Linked DNA regions of Homo sapiens: region 1 is linked to region 2. The links are chromatin loops, found by intact Hi-C in ENCODE. Cell type or tissue: CD4-positive, alpha-beta T cell. All regions are shown on one strand. Each heading gives the region's core, and the rest is flanking DNA. Links, peaks and the distances in the headings are about the cores only.

Region 1 (8,116 bases), core at 4,117-8,116, 82 kb before region 2:
ACGTTTCTCCGCAATAGAGTTGCTAATTTTCTTTTTCCATACTCCATCCATTAGTAGCAAGTCACTAAATCCAGCTCACACTCAGGAGAGGGAAATTAAGCTTTATCTTATGAAGGAAGGAGTATCAATGAACTTTTGGGTACATGTTTAAACCACCATAATAATCAATATATATTTAAGGGAAGATACTTTGAAGCTACACAAATATTCTATCTCTTCTTATAGTTTTGCCCACTAATTTAGGTATTCATCGTGGATTTCTGTTGTAGCAATTATTATAGTGGTTTTCGAATGGTGATTTTCCTATTTCCTTCATTCTTTCTGCATTTATTATTTGGAAGTCTTCTCTAAGAGTTGTCCTTCTGTACCCTGAGAGGATTAAAAACTTAGAAAAAAAAATGAAAGAGTTGCCCCTTCTTCTCCAGCTATTTATTCAATAATTTACATCAGGGTGCACTCATGGATATTTATTTTATTCCTTGATTTATAATCTGTTGTTATTTTGCTGCTCAAATTATTTCAGCTTTTGCCATTGGGACCTCTTTCAGGTTGCTTCATGTATCTCTTTTACATGCTTGATCATTTGTTTGCTTATCACTTCCTTACTTTCTGGCACTTAAGATGTTCTGGGATCACTTTTTTTTTCTTTGCTCCGCCCCTGGAATCAACCATTTCTCCAAAGAGCCTTGTTCCCTTTTATTGAAGAATTGTAGAGACCAAGACATGAGTGCTATGTATGCTTGTTGCTACTGAAGGATCATTCTTTCTAGGCCTGTACAGAGCTAAAAATGTACATGGGTATACTAACCCATGTATAAACATATGCACTGTATCTTTATATATACATTTACATTTATATAGACATACATGTCTATATTTACTTCCATAACTACCTGTGTAGACATGAGTTCATATTGATATCTCCAACTCCAATCCAGCACCACAGGGTTCATTCCTGCATTTCTCCTTTGCATATTTGTAATTTCTTTTTCTAACAGTGAGATAGCTGGCCATGATTATCTATATTTACTTATTTGTTTAAGCCTAGTATAGATGCAGTTACAGAATAGACAACCTGTACCCCTGTAAGAAACATTTACCAACCAGAGTACAGTGTTCCTATACAGTTCTTTTTGTCTCTAGCTCAGTGAGGTTATGTCATAAATTTGTAATACAGTTGGTGTCATTTGTCATAGTCCACATTCCATTCTGAGATCCCCTTGACATCCTCAATAGAGATTTATTTTTTGGCAAAACTTGAAAAAAGTTCAGACTTTGTGATGTATTGTTCTATGGATTTTGACAAGTTTGTAGACAAACGTATCCACCATCACAGTACCATACAAAATAGTTTCACCCTAAAAATTCCCACATGCAAGCCCTTTTTAGTCAATCTGTTCCTCAATCTCTAACAACCACTTATCTATTTTCTCTCCCTATAGTGTTGCTTTTTCCAGAATTTCATATAAATAGGATCATACAATATGTACTCCCCAGATTATGATTACCAGAAAGTTTGGGAACCAATACTCTTGCTAATTCAGATCTGATGAAGCACCAACATCCACTTCATCACCAAACTGGGAATCAGCTTCAATTGTTTGAGGGGGCAAAAAGTTTTCTTTTCCTTCAAAGATAGATGAAACAATACAAGAAAAGCTTTGCTATCCTACTCCCTCTCCAGAATATGGACTTCTGCTCCCACCAATTTGAGTCGTATTTGTTTCCAAACCAGTTTATTCCAGTTATAACGTGATTATAATAATATAATCTAAGCACTTTTTTTTTTTTTTTTTGAGACGGAGTCTCCCTCTGTCACCCAGGCTGGAGTGCAGTGGTGGGATCTTGGCTCACTGCAAGCTCCGCCTCCCGGGTTCACGCCATTCTCCTTCCTCAGCCTCCCGAGTAGCTGGGACTACAGGCGCCTTCAACCACGCCCGGCTAATTTTTTGTATTTTTAGTAGAGACGGGGTTTCACCATGTTAGCCAGGATGGTCTCGATCTCCTGACCTTGTGATCCGCCCACCTCGGCCTCCCAAAGTGCTGGGATTACAGGCGTGAGCCACCGCGCCTGGCAATCTAAGCACTTATTATGTGAACCTTTGAAATCTAGTGTAAAAACAAAAAATATTCAAGGAAAACAAAGTTGAGTGTTTCGGAAAGACTCAAAAGTGAATTGCTTAAAAAGGTAAAAAAACTGCAGTTGAGTTAGGTATGGGCAAGAAATGTGTCAAAAATCAGATGGAGAAATTATAAACACCTAGAAGTATTCTGCATTCTGATGGCTTTATACATGTTTTTAAATTCTTACTCTATTTTAAAGAAACTAAAAATGGAAATGGTGCATTATAGGTAAAATTTAGACACAGAACTACAGAGCATCTATACTCAAAGAAAAGAACATTAGAAAAAAACAAAGGACTCAAACATTACCTGATTTCAAGACTTAGTATAAAGCTATAGTAATGAAGGTGGTGTAGTATTGAAATATAAACAAATCAATCACTGGAACAGAAGACAATCCAGAAATGGATTCATACGTATATGGCCAGTTGATTTTTGCAAAGGTGACAAGACAGTTAAATGGGGAGAGGACAATCTTTTTCAACAAATGGTGCTGGATACCTGGATAATCATATGTAAAAAATAAAGAAACCATAAACTTTATCTCGTACCATATAAAAATTTAACATGAAATGGATCATAGGTTTCAGTGTAAGAGCCAGAACTACAAAACCTCTAGAAAAAAAACTTAGAATATCTTTGTGGCCTTGGGTATGGCAAGATTTCTTAAACACAACACCAAAAGCACAAACTATTTAAAAATCAACATATTAGACTTCATCAAAATCTTAACCCTTTTCTCTTCAAAAACCATGATCATGAACATGAAAAGGCAACCCACAGACTGAGACAAAATATTTTATATTTGTTCAAGGACTTGTGCCTAGACTATATAAATCTTTTTTTTTTTTTTTTTTTCTCTGAGACCAAGTCTTGCTCTGTCCTCTGTCACCCAGGTTGGAGTGCAATGGCGTGATCTCGGTTCACTGCAACTTCCACCTCCTGGGTTCAAGCGATTCTCCTGCCTCAACCTCCCAAGTAGCTGGGACTACAGGCACATGCCACCACACCCGGCTAATTTTTTGTATTTTTAGTAGAGATGGGGTTTCACAGTGTTAGCCAGGATGGTCTCGATCTCCTGACCTCGTGATATGCCCACCTTGGCCTCCCAAAGTGCTGGGATTATAGGCGTGAGCCACCGTGCCTGGCCTAAATAATTCTTACAACTCAAAATAAGGAGACAGACAACCCAATTTAATTGTTTTTTTTTTTTTTTCACACGGAGTCTCACTCTGTTGCCCAGGCTGGAGTACAGTGGTGTGATCTCGGCTCATTGCAACTTCCACCTCGCGGGTTCAGATGATTCTCCTGTCTCTGCCTCTAGAATAGCTGGGATTACAGGTGCGCACCACCACACCCAGCTAATTTTTGTATTTTTAGTAGAGATGGGGTTTCATGATGTTGGCCAGGCTAGTCTCGAACTCCTGACCTCAAGTGATCTGCCTGCCTCAGCCTCCCAAAGTGCTGGGATTACAGGTGTGACCCACTGTGCCTGGCCCCCATTTTTTTTAAATGGATAAATTTTTTGAATACTTCAAATTTAGGGACACTTAACCAAAGATAGACACACAGCAAATAAATTAAAAGATGCTGAACATCATTAATCATTAGGGAAATGTAAATTAAACACACCGAAATACTACTATGTATCCACTAGAATGGACAAAATTAAAAAGACTGACCATACCAAATGTTAGTGAGGATGTAGAAAAACCGGAACCATCATATACTGCTAGTGGGAATGCAAAATGCTACCACCACTTTGGAAAACAAAACTGGTTTGTTAGTTTCTTAAAAAGTTAAGACATATACCTACTGTAAGATCCAATCATTCCACTCTTAGGTAGTTACCCAAAATAAATGAAAACACATGTTCATACAAAGACTTAATCACAAATGCTTACACCAGCTTCAGTTCGAATAGCCAAAATGTATCAATAACCCAAATGTCCATCAGCAGATTAATGGATAAACAAATTTTGGCAAATACATACAATGAAATACTACTCAGAAAGCAATCAGACGAATCTCAAATAATCATGCTAAGTAAAAGAAACCAGGTAAAATAGGATGTGTCATGAAGGGAATGAGGAATCTCTTGGAATAGATAAGTTTGCCATCTTGATTGTTGTGATGTATTATGGGCACAATGTGTCAAAATTTATCAAATTGTCCGCTTTATTTTTTTGTACTTTTTTTGAGATGGAGTTTCGTTCTGTCACCCAGGCTGGAGTACAATGGTGCAATCTTGGTTCACTGCAACCTCCGCCTCCTGGGTTCAAGCGATTCTCCTACCTCAGCCTCCCAAGTAGCTGGGATTACAGGCACCCACCACCAATGCCCGGCTAATCTTTTTGTATTTTTAGTAAAGATGGGGTCTCGCCATGTTGGCCAGGCTGGTCTCAAACTCTTGACCTCAAGTAATCCACCCACTTCGGCTTCCCAAAGTGCTGGGATTACAGGCATGAGCCATCAAGCCCAGCCAAATTGTCCACTTTAAATATGCAACTTTAAATATGCCTTAAAAGTTTTAAAAAAGGAAATAAAAATTAAAAATAATTATGCCTTTAAATGTCCACTTTAAATATGCCAATTATATTTCAATAAAAATATTTTAAAGTTTATGATGCATAGATACATATATATATCATATATATATAATCTTTTATGACTCCCTGCTGTAATTTTTTTATTCGCTAACCAACTACAGGTTCCAATAGTGTCAAATGAGAGGGCTTCTACTCAACTTACCCCCCAACACTCACTACCTTCACTAGCCCCGGACGATGTCATCTATGCTCTTTGAAGGATGTCTGCTCTTCTCTGTCTAGAGAATTCTAGTGAGTATCTAGAGGTAACGAAATCTATACTGAATAAAACTGAATTAGCATTCCTTCCACTTCATATCCATTTTCATAAGGCAAAAGCTGTTTTATTGTAAATTCACTTATATAATGAGAATACTCTGGACATTGCTTAGTAGGGTTCTATTTGCAATTTATTCTGAACTTTATCCATTAATTACAAGCACAATGAATAACAATCATTACTACTAATCACTAAAATAAACAGATGAAGCACTCAAATGTATAAACCTTTTATTTAAAATTAGACAGACTCAAATACAAATTAAATAAGTACAATATAAAATAGTAAGCCTTCATAAAACACATCATAACCACTTTAAATCATTTACTATTTCTACAGCAAAATTAAAGAGAAATCTAAATACAGTCCAAAATCAAATTATTTTTAAACTCTTATTGTCAACATTAAAATTATTACAAAACATTCAAAGATATTTAATTAGAAGATGAACAAGGCCAGGTGTAGTGGCTCACGCCTGTAATCCCAGCACTTTGGGAGGCCAAACTGGGTGGATCACGAGGTCAAGAGATTGAGACCATCCTGGCCAACATGGTGAAACCCCATCTCTACTAAAAATATAAAAATTAGCTGGGCATGGTGGCGTGTGCCTGTAGTCTTAGCTACTCGGGAGGATGAGGCAGGAGAATCACTTGAACCCAGGAGATGGAGGTTGCAGTGAGCCGAGATCACGCCACTGCACTCCAGCCTGGTGACAGAGCGAGACTCTCTCAAAAAAAAGAAAAGAAAAAGAAAAGAAAATGAACACAACTACTACAGAGTGATTCCTGCTATCCACTAAAATAAATAAGAATTAAAATTCAGTGTGATTTCCATTCATCCACAGATAAAAAGCACCTCATCTTAAGAAGACAATTATCTATTTCTTTCCAAGGCTGTGAGGACTGCTTTGTTTATTTGACTTTTAATTTTAATATGGCACAACAAGCTTGATCAGTAAAAGCAATATCATTAAAAATGTTTAGAATGTTCCTTACAGACCCTTTCTGCTTCACTTCATGAATGAGGGTATCATATATTTAACATTTAAAACATTATGACACAATAAATACCTTTTAAAGGTATGTGGCAAAATAAAAATATACTCTGATTCGAGCTGGTGTTTGGAAAAAATAAAAATATACATTAAACAATGAAGTCTCGGCTGGGCACAGTGGCTCACACCTGTAATCTCAGCACTTTGCGAGGCCGAGGTGGGTGGATCACTTGAGGTCAGGAGTTCGAGACCAGCCTGGCCAACATGGTGAAACCCCATCTCTACTAAAAATACAAAAAAATTAGCCGAGCCTTGTGGTTGCACACCTGTAATCCCAGCTACACAGGAAGCTGAGGCAGGAGAATCGCTTGTACCCAGGAAGTGGAGGTTGCAGTGAGCTGAGACCAGCCTGGGTGACAACAGTGAAACTCTATCTCGAAAAAAAAAAAAAAAACACACACACAATGAAGTCTCTTCTTTCCTTTATGATGGAGAAATGATCATATTCATTCTATTTTTTTCTTTTTACCATCTTAACTCCCGAGGAAAAACGTTTTATATTTTTATTATCAATGTTATAAATCCAATTCTAAGACTTTGCACACAAAAAATACCAAGGGAGATAGTATAATATCTCAAGCTTGTATTTTCCTGAAATTATTGGGAAAAAGTAGAACTAGACTTAAGTAGATAACAGGAAAATACAGTATTATGGTGTTTGTATACAAAAAATAATCCAAAACAGATAAAAACACACGCTCAAGATGGCACCCACATTATTCCAGAATAAAGTTATTTACATATATACAAACGATTATATGACTAAATAAATGAACATTTTCCTAAAACATGCATATTGTGAAGCCTTTTATAATTAAACCTATAAAATCAAACTAAATTGCATATTATCAACTGTCATGATTACAGCTTTCTGCACACCAGGAGAGTTAACATTTTAACATCTGTTCTACAAAACTGAAGATAAAATGTCATCAAACTCAGCATTTCTCTAGAAAATTTTATATACCTCAGCAACCTGTCATACTGCCTGTCGTCAAATAAATGGACTCTAAAATGTACTTATTCTTTTCAGAAAAAAATTTTTTTTGTAGAGAGGGGGGTCTTGCTATGTTGTCCAGGCTGGTCTTGAACTCCTGGCCTCAAGTGATCCTCTGGCCTCAGCCTCCCAAAGCACTGGGATTACAGTTGTCAACCACCACGCCAGGTCTCTTTTCTAAAACTTTAATTTCCACTATTGCTCTTTTGAAACCATTTTAATCAAGTCACATTTCTTAGAAAAAATTCACTCAGGGTTCTGAAGGAATTAGTTATTTTCTACAAGCAACTCTGTCATGAGTGATAGAGTTGTAGCTCTCTTAGAAGTTTTTTTCCTCTTTCAAAGAGAATGAGAAATATGCAGAGATTTCCTTACTGACTCACTAAATGTAAAGATTAAGAGGACATAATAAAATTTTGGACTACAGTAGCATATAGGTTTTCAGTTTATTTACTACTAACTAGCTATAACTTAGACAAGTCATTTAACATGCTGTGCTTTAGTTTCATCTTTGAAACAAAGAGATTCGAACAGAAATCTCTTAAGCTTCCTTCCAACTCTTACATGGTATGATTCTGTGCTTCTGCAGGAATTCTTAATTGATAAACTGAATCTTCCATAAATCAAGAGAACTGATGTGTACTAAAATAGCACAGCTGAACTAAACCTTTCCTTGTTAGGAAAAAAACACAAAGACCATGTTCAAAGCTTAACTTTCCAAACCTTACTAGACCCATTCCCTCTTCAGCCAACCAAAGAATAGCCCATAGAGTTAAAACCAAATATTTTAATTATATAAATTACTTTTAAAGTATAATGTAAACCCATTAAAATATATTAACTCTATGCCAGTTTTCCTACACTCTAATTTACAGTATTTTCATTTTATCTACATTCAAGATAATATGTACAGTTAAGGAAGGGGCTATTTAATATTCTTGCACTTCTAAACACTAGTAAAAGTTAAATAAAACACAGACGAAGAACAGAATATTAACAATTATCATATTGTGCCAAATTTTTAATGAAAGTATGCTGAGTACTATTTGTGGGCTAAAGAAACAAGGCAAAGG
Region 2 (8,479 bases), core at 3,192-7,191:
TTTTCTTCCTATCTCAGTAGATGGAACGTACAATCAATCGGGTTTTATACCGAGACATTCCATTGCCCAGGGACGGGCAGGAGACAGATGCCTTCCTCTTGTCTCAACTGCAAGAGGCATGCCTTCCTCTTACACTAATCCTCCTCAGCACAGACCCTTTACGGGTGTCAGGCTGGGGGACGGTCAGGTCTTTCCCTTCCCACGAGGCCATATTTCAGACTATCACATGGGGAGAAACCTTGGACAATACCTTGCTTTCCTAGGCAGAGGTCTCTGCGGCCTTCCGCAGTGTTTGTGTCCCTGGGTACTTGAGATTAGGGAGTGGTGATGACTCTTAAGGACCATGCTGCCTTCAAGCATTTGTTTAACAAAGCACATCTTGCACAACCCTTAATCCATTTAACCCTGAGTTTGACACAGCACCTGTTTCAGAGAGCACGGGGTTGGGGGTAAGGTCATAGATTAACAGAATCTCAAGGCAGAAGAATTTTTCTTAGTACAGAACAAAATGGAGTCTCCTATGTCTACTTCTTTCTACACAGACACAGTAACAATCTGATCTCTCTTGCTTTTCCCCACAACCTCAGCCTCTCAGAGTGCTGGGATTACAGGCATGAGCCACCGCGCCCAGCCTCCCTTTTAAAGCACTTTCTGAAGTCAAGCCTGATTCAGGATTGCAAGCCTGCAGAGAACTATGGTGGTAAAGCCTAAAAAGATAGAATCCTTCCCACACCTGAGAAGGCAGTATTTTTAGAAGGAAACAACAGAATCACACTTAAGTCACTGCAAAGGCATTCATGTTTATACATTTCTGAAACTGTCTTACTTGAACTTTATGTGGCTTTTAGCACTGTCAAAATGCTTCCATAAGCTTCTATGAGGTTACTGTTATGGATCTCTATCTTCTTTGACCTCATCTGCTCAGCCTCCTTCAATTGATTATTTTCCTCCATTCACCTATCCTTTAAATATTAGTATTTCCTGATTCTTTTTCTTTTTTCTTTTCTTTTCTTTTTTTTTTTTTTTTGAGATGGAGTCTCACTCTGTCACCCAGTCTGGAGTGCAGTTGTGTGACCTCACCTCACTGCAACCTCCAACTCCCTGGTTTAAGTCATTCTCCTGCCACAGTCTCCTGAGTAGCTGGGATTATAGGCACCTGCCACTACACCAAGCTATCCTGATTCTTTTTGTGATGACTCACTCTAGGCACCATTTCTAGGGGTGGTAGACACAGAAACATACTATCCAGATCCCCCTTCAAGCAAGGGCTTGCTGCCTCACAGTGGGCAGCATGGGCAGCAGCATCCTCCAGCTATCAGTAGGGCCTGGCTCAGCTGCTGAGTACTTCCTCACTTGAGGTCATGACCTCTCTGGGGCAGCCCCCATATGGTGACTGAGTAAGGTAGAAGTATAAAGAGGCTTCACATTTAGCCCAACACAGAACACTCCAACAAACAATAATTGTTCCATAGCTCCTGGCAGGGTTGACTGAAGTTTATTGATTGATTGATTGCAGTGGTGCGATCATAGCTCACTTCAGCCTCAAACTCCTGTGCTCAAGCAATCCTCCCACCTTGGCCTCCCAAAGTGCTGGCATTACAGGCATAAGCCACCACACACGGCCTGACTGAGGTTTAGTTGGGCCTATAACATATGCAACTTCTTCCTCTGCCTAACACTGTTTTCTCCCCCTTCCCTTCACAAGACTTGATCTGTAACAAATATCTTGAACCCCAAAGTCAGTCTCAGTAACTGTTTCCAGAGAAGCCAGCTTGTGACAGTAGGTGACGTTATCCCACATATTCTGTCACCATAAGTTCATTACTACTAAAATATATCCTTGGCTGGACATGGTGGCTCACGCTTGTGATCCCAGCACTTTGGAAGGCTGAGGTGGGCTGCTCGCTTGAGTCCAGTTCAAGACCTGCCAAGGCAACATGGTGAAACCCCATCTCCACCAAAAATACAAAAAATTAGCTGGCCATGGTGGCAAACACCTATAGTCCCAGCTATTCATGGGGCTGAGGTGGGATGATCACTTGAGCCCAGGAGGTAGGGACTGCAGTGAACCCTGATCATCCACTGCACTTCAGCCTGGGAGACAAGGTGAGGCCCTATCTCAAAAAAAAATTAAAACATAAAATAAATCATATTACAAACACTCTTCTGAACATGTTTAACTTCCCACTACACAGTTGTACCTTAATATCCCTATCAGCATCTTGAACCCAGCCTTTTCAAAATTAACCCTTTCGGGCTGAGCGCAGCGGTTCATGCCTATAATCCCAGCACTTTGGGAGGCCGAGGCGGGTGGATCACCTGAGGTCAGGAGTTCGAGACCAGCCTGACCAATATGGAGAAATCCCATCTCTACTAAAAATACAAAATTAGCTGGGTGTGGTGGCACATGCCTGTAATCCCAGCTACTCGGGAGGCTGAGGCAGCAAAATCACTTGAACCCAGGAGGCGGAAGTTGTGGTGAGCCAAGATCATGCCATTGTACTCCAGCCTGGGCAACAAGTCTCCAAAAAAAAAAAATTAACCCTTTCCCTGACAAACCTACTCCCTTCCTCTTATCTGTCAACTCTTGACAAATGATACCACGATTCACCAAGTCCTCATTGTCAATTTTTCCTTACCTCCTATATTACCTATTTCTATATTAACAAATTACTCCCCTAAACAGTTTAAAACAACACACATTTATGATCTAACAGTTTCTATGGGTTAGGAATTCAAGAGTGGTTTAGATGAGTGGAAATTGGAAGAGCAAGGAACACGTTCTGCCTTAGATCCTTGATCCAGAGAGCACAAAGATACCTTGATTTCAGCCTAGTGATACTGATTTTGAACTTACTGCCTCCAGAACTGTGAGAAAATATGTATCTGTGTTGTTACCAAGTCCATAGTAATTTGTTACAGCAACTACAGGAAACTAATATAGCAGGGAAATATGTACAAATGGGTGACGAAACTGTGAAGGGAAGCAACACACTGTTCTCACAGGGACAGAGGCTGAAAAGGGCACCAAGTTTGGTTCAGTATTGCTCCATAAATGAATAAAAAGAGAATAGAGTGTAGCTGAACCTTTTGCCTATGATAAAAGCAAAAGCATGGATAAAGTCAGCAATAATTTACGGATGGTGTCAGAAGCTCTACTTTATGACACTGTATAATATAAATTCATTTAGAGGTCTCTCTCTGCAAAATTTCTCCCTATTCTAAGAGCATTTTGAGCACAATTTGTTTGTTATGGGAGTGTGTTACAAGGAACCCTGACAAGAAGGCCCTCCAGTAAAGAGTGAAATACAGCCAAAATCCCTAAGGTCCAGTTTCCTGCATTTCTTCCACAGAACCAGTCAGGCCAAACGTAATTTTAAAGAACAATAAAACAAAATCTTTCTAAAATATTGGGAAGGGACTATAAATTCTGAGGTTCTGTGGAACAAAAAAGGACTGCATTCCTTCAGGTGGATCTTGGTTCCACCGGCTACCTAAACTCAGCTGTGCCTTGGATCTTGTAGAAGCCAGGACTATTTCTGAAAGATGTTTTGTTTTGGTTTTTTGTTGTTGTTGTTTGTTTGTTTTCACACGGAGTCTCGCTCTGTCGCCCAGGCTGGAGTGCAGTGGTGCGATCTTGGCTCTCTGCAACCTCCGCTTCCCGGGTTCAAGCGATTTTCCTGCCTCAGCCTCCCGAGTAGGTGGGACTACAGGCGCGCACCACCACACCAGGCTAATTTTTTTTTTTTTTTGTAGAGGCGGGGTTTCATCGTGTTACCCAGGCTGGTCTCAAACTCCTGACCTCGTGATCCGCCCGCCTCGGCATTCCACAGTGCCGGGATTACAGACGTGAGCCGCTGCACCCGGCCTCCTTTTTTTTTTTTTTTTTGATATGGAGTTTTGCTCTTCTTGCCCAGGCTGGAGTGTAGTGGCGCGATCTTGGCTAAATGCAACCTCTGCCTCCCGGGTTCAAGCGATTCTCCTCCCGCAGCCTCCCGAGGAGCTGGGATTACAGGCGTGCGCCACCACGCCCAGCTAATTTTTGTATTTTTAGTAGAGAAGGGGTTTCACCATTTTGACCAGGCTGGGCTGGAACTCCTAACCTCAGGTGATCCGCCCACCTCGGCCTCCCAAAGTGCCGTAATTACAGGCATGAGCCGCCATGACTGGCCACCTAACATCATTCTTAAGACTGGTTCCAGGCCCGGCGCGGTGGCTCACGCCTGTAATCCTAGCACTTTGGGAGAACGAGTGGATCACCTGAGGTCAAGAGTTTGGGACCAGCCTGGACAACATGGTGAAACCCCATCTCTACTAAAAATACAAAAATTAGCCGAGCGTGGTGGCAGGCGCCTGTAATCCCAGCTACTCGGGAGGCTGAGGCAGGAGAATCAATCGTTTGAACCCAGAGGGCGGAGGTTGCAGTGAGCCGAGACCGCGCCACTTCACTCCAGCCTGAATGAAAGAGCGAAACTCCGTCTCAAGGAAAAAAAAAAAAAAAAAAGACTGGCTCCAACACAATTGTACAGTTTTCATGACATTAGTCAGCCAACTTGTTAGACATTCCAAATATCTTCAACCAGCTACCTTACAAAACGTTTTTAGGGTGAGTTGCATACATAGAAAGCAGAACTCAGTCATTACATTTGTTTCCTAGTCATATACTGCAACCTCCCACAGAATTCAAGAATTGCCTCTGGCCACTCCTTGTCATACGATGAAATATGTAGCATCATAGAAGGGCTCAACAGATTGAGCCCTTGGCCTCCCAGCGGGGCTCCACCGACCCCCTCAACTTCACTAGGCAGCAACTCCGAATTGTAGTTCTTAGGCAGGTACTTAATAGGAATTTTGGAAACTGAATGAGCTCATGTTTAAAAAGCCTTTGGCATAATTCCCGGCACAGAGAAAGCGCTCAAAGAATGTTAATTATAATTAATGCAAAGCGCCAACGCGCACTGTTCGATTCGCACAGCCTGAGAAACGGTTCGGTTGTCATTACTTTCTTATAAATGGTGAAACTATTAATTTGTTTGGTTGAGGAAATGGGCCAACAGGGAAGGCAAAATGTGACTGGTTTTACCTGCGGGGCATTCGTCTTTGGGTCTCTTTATGAGAAGAGAGGACACCTTTCTCTTCAGTTCACATTCCCTGCAGCCGGAAGATGGCTCTAGGATACTTGGCAGTAAGAGAGGCAGAATGGGCCGGGCGCAGTGGCTCCCGCCTATAATCCCAACACTTTGGGAGGCCGAGGAGGGCGGACCACCTGAGGTCAGGAGTTCGAGACCAGCCTGACCAACATGGAGAAACCCCGTCTCTACGAAAAATACAAAATTAGCCGGACGTGGTGGCACATGCCTGTAATCCCAGCTACTAGGGAGGCTGAGGCAGGAGAATCGCTTGAACCTGGGAGGCGGAGGTTACGGTGAGCCGAGATTGCGCCACTGCACTCCAGCCTGGGCAACAAGAGCGAAACTCCGTCTCAAAAAAAAAAAAGAGAGGAGAGACAGAGACAGAATGACTCATAAACCAACTGTCTGACTGCCTTTTTGGCAGGCCCTCTGGGCCCGAGAACCCTCCAGCGCCTCTGGATGAATTGCGCCAGAGGAAGTCAGCTGTCAGGGAAAACGAGATCTTTCGCCTCGCGATGATTACGTCATCAAGGAGGGCCAGGAGCATCGAAGGATATTGGGGAGGAGATTTCCGGCCCCCATCCCCGCAGCGACCTTATAAGGTCTCTTCCCATGATTCTCTCTTTCTTTTCGCCATCTTTTGTCTTTCCGTGGAGCTGTCGCCATGAAGTAAGCACGACCCGTGGTTCCCAATCCGCTTACATCCTCGGGCAGAACTCCTCTCTGTCGTCCCTGGCATGGCTGTAGACACCCTCCCTGATGGACTTTCACTTTTTGTTGCAGGGTCGAGCTGTGCAGTTTTAGCGGGTACAAGATCTACCCCGGACACGGGAGGCGCTACGCCAGGACCGACGGGAAGGTAAAAAGCCGCGTCGGCTTCACCTACCTTCTTGTACTCCGAGGAGGAAAGGCTGGTTTAATTCGGTTTAGGCGGGTTTATTCCCCACATCACCACTGGCCTCTGGAAGTCTTCGTGGACGCTCTGTGGACTGGTCGTTAGGACCAGAAACCTCTAAGTGAACCAGTGTTGATTATTTATTGTGAGCCAGGTCGGACATCAGGAGGGGTTTATGTAACTGATGTCCCGGTGTAAGGGAAATAACTGAGGTACGGAGGTACCCTTTGGAATCCTGGGACGGACAAGAGCAGAATGCTTCCCAGAAGGACGCACCACCCTGTCCTTTGCTATGAGCCTAGATTTCCTGCTCTCGAGAAAAGACTAAACGCAAGGACCTTCATAGTGTGACACAGTTACCTGCCAGTTATGTGACAGCCTTTTGGTCCTTGTGGGCCTCAGTTTTGTAAAATGATAAGCCAGAACTAGCATATTGATCTTCTAAGGATTCCAAGCTTACTCAGCCTCTTGTACTTTGTATAGTTAAATAGTAATTCCTTTGCATTTGTCACTCTAGGTTTTCCAGTTTCTTAATGCGAAATGCGAGTCGGCTTTCCTTTCCAAGAGGAATCCTCGGCAGATAAACTGGACTGTCCTCTACAGAAGGAAGCACAAAAAGGGACAGTCGGTAAGTGGAATACGCCTTGATGTTGGGGGCTATCTCTTAAGTTGTCAAAGCTCTCTGAACGTTGGTTTTCTGCTCTGTAAAATTAAATCAGACTGTATGCGAAAGAGCTCTTAAACTGTAAAGCGTCAGCAAAATGAAAAAGATATTATAAACTGTCTCTATATATTTTAGGCTAGTAGCAATACCGAGTTGAAATTTTAAAGTCAGATAAATTACGTTAAGCACCTTTGCGTTATAGGGCAGGGTGGAAGGGCTTAGTTTTCCAGTGGGAGGAAATTGAGAAGTTACCATAATTTGGTTTTGATTGCAATATTTACAGGATTAGTCCTAACATAGCCAGTGGACCATGAACCAGTCCACCATACACTAGTTCATTCACTAGAAAAACAGTGGTTTTTCTGGTCCTTGTTAAGTGTCCTTTTAGCTGGGTTATACATGAGAAAAAGTTTGAGTGCCATGGTAGGACTAGTATTCAGGAGGCTTGGGAATACTTACTGAACACCTTCTGGATGAAGGACTTTTCTAGGTATTGTGAGAAATAAATGCCATCAGACATAAAATATGTTGAAAGTTCAGAGGAAGGAGAAACTTAAAAGTGGATATGACACACCTATTAGGGTGACTATTCAGGAAAAAAAAAAACAGGAATTACAGGTGTTGGTGAGGATGGGGAGAAATTGGAACCTTTGTGCATTGCTAAATATGCAACAGCTGTGAAAAATCATTTGGTGTTTTCTCAAAAGGGTAAACATAAAAATTATCCCAGCAGTTCCACTTCTAAGTTATACCCTAAAACAGTTGAAAGCAGGGACTCTATAACTTGTATATCAGTGTCATAGCAAATCCGGGCTTGGTGGCAGCGGCTGTACTCTAGCTCCTCCGGAGGCCAAGGTGGGAGGATTGTTTGAGGCAACATAGGAGACCTTTAAAAAAAAAAAAAGTTATTTAGATGGATAATGGTGATAGCTACACAGCGCTATGAATGTACATAAGGCCACTATACCTTTTTTTTTTTTTTTTTTTTTTTTTTTTTTTTTTTTTGGGGAGACAGGTCCTCTGTTGCTCAGGCTGGAGAGCAGTGGCAGGATCACAGCTCACTCCACCTCAACCTTATGGGCTCAAGTGATCCTCCCACCTCCGCCTACCCCGTGGTCCACAGGCACATGCCACCATGGCCCAGCTATTTTTTAAATATATTTTGAGGAGACAGAAATCTTTGCGATGTTGCCCAATTTCGTCTCAGATTCTTGGGCTCAAGTAATCCTCCTGCCTTGGCCACCCAAAGTACTGGCATTACAGGCGCGAGCCATCCTGCATAGCTAAATTATAATTTAAAAAGTTAAAATGAGGCTGGGCATGGTGGCTTACATGCCTGTAATCCCAGCACTTTGGGAGGCCAAAACGAGTGGATCACCAGGTCAGGAGTTCAAGAACAGCCTGGCCCACAGAGTGAAACCCTGTCTCTACTAAAAATACAAAAAAAAATTAGCCGGACATGGTGGCAGGTGCCTGTAGTCCCAGCTACTTGGGAGGCTGAGGCAGGAGAATAGCTTGAACCCAGGAAGTGGGGGGTTGCAGTGAGCTGGGATTGTGCCACTGCACTCCACCCTGGGTGACAGGGTGAGGCTCCATTTAAAAAAAAAAAAAAAAGTTAAAATGGGCCTAGTGCAGTGCCTCACGCCTGTAATTCCAGCACTTTGGGAGGCCCAGGCAAGAGGATCCCTTGAGCTTGAGCCCAGGAGTTTGAAACCAACCTGGCAACATAGTAGTGAAGACCCCAGTTTCTACTTAAAAAAATAGAAAACAGGCTGGGGATGGTGGCTC

Evidence for each region. A loop is a pair of places that touch in the nucleus more often than their neighbours do. Peaks named below come from ENCODE experiments on the same cell type or tissue, not always from the same donor. Only the 100,000 strongest peaks of a DNase experiment are listed, where the experiment ranks them.
Region 1: it touches region 2 in a loop (2.5-fold over the local background); 24 of 110 quality-filtered maps call a loop at or near these places.

The regions. Positions count from the first base shown.
Region 1 is chr3:101,767,652-101,775,767 of GRCh38, reverse strand. CEP97 (centrosomal protein 97) reads right to left here. Exons shown (of 11, transcript NM_024548.4): 11 at 5,206-8,116. Among named protein-coding and RNA genes, the nearest start is that of NXPE3, 7.5 kb to the left of the region's middle. RefSeq lists an enhancer at 6,140-6,219. In CD4-positive, alpha-beta T cell, for the core only: no CTCF peak of the experiment used is centred there; a DNase peak (open chromatin) is centred at 6,357.
Region 2 is chr3:101,683,994-101,692,472 of GRCh38, reverse strand. It overlaps RPL24 (ribosomal protein L24), which reads left to right and starts at 5,755. Exons shown (of 6, transcript NM_000986.4): 1 at 5,755-5,801; 2 at 5,916-5,991; 3 at 6,545-6,655. The coding sequence starts at 5,797. It overlaps LOC124906262 (endogenous retrovirus group K member 5 Gag polyprotein), which reads right to left. Exons shown (of 3, transcript XM_047449415.1): 2 at 5,084-7,578. The coding sequence starts at 5,094. RefSeq lists enhancers at 3,441-3,994, 3,995-4,548, 5,459-5,508, 5,519-6,008, 4,979-6,178 and 2 more. In CD4-positive, alpha-beta T cell, for the core only: no CTCF peak of the experiment used is centred there; DNase peaks (open chromatin) are centred at 5,072 and 5,652; H3K4me3 peaks cover 2,260 bases; H3K27ac peaks cover 2,215 bases.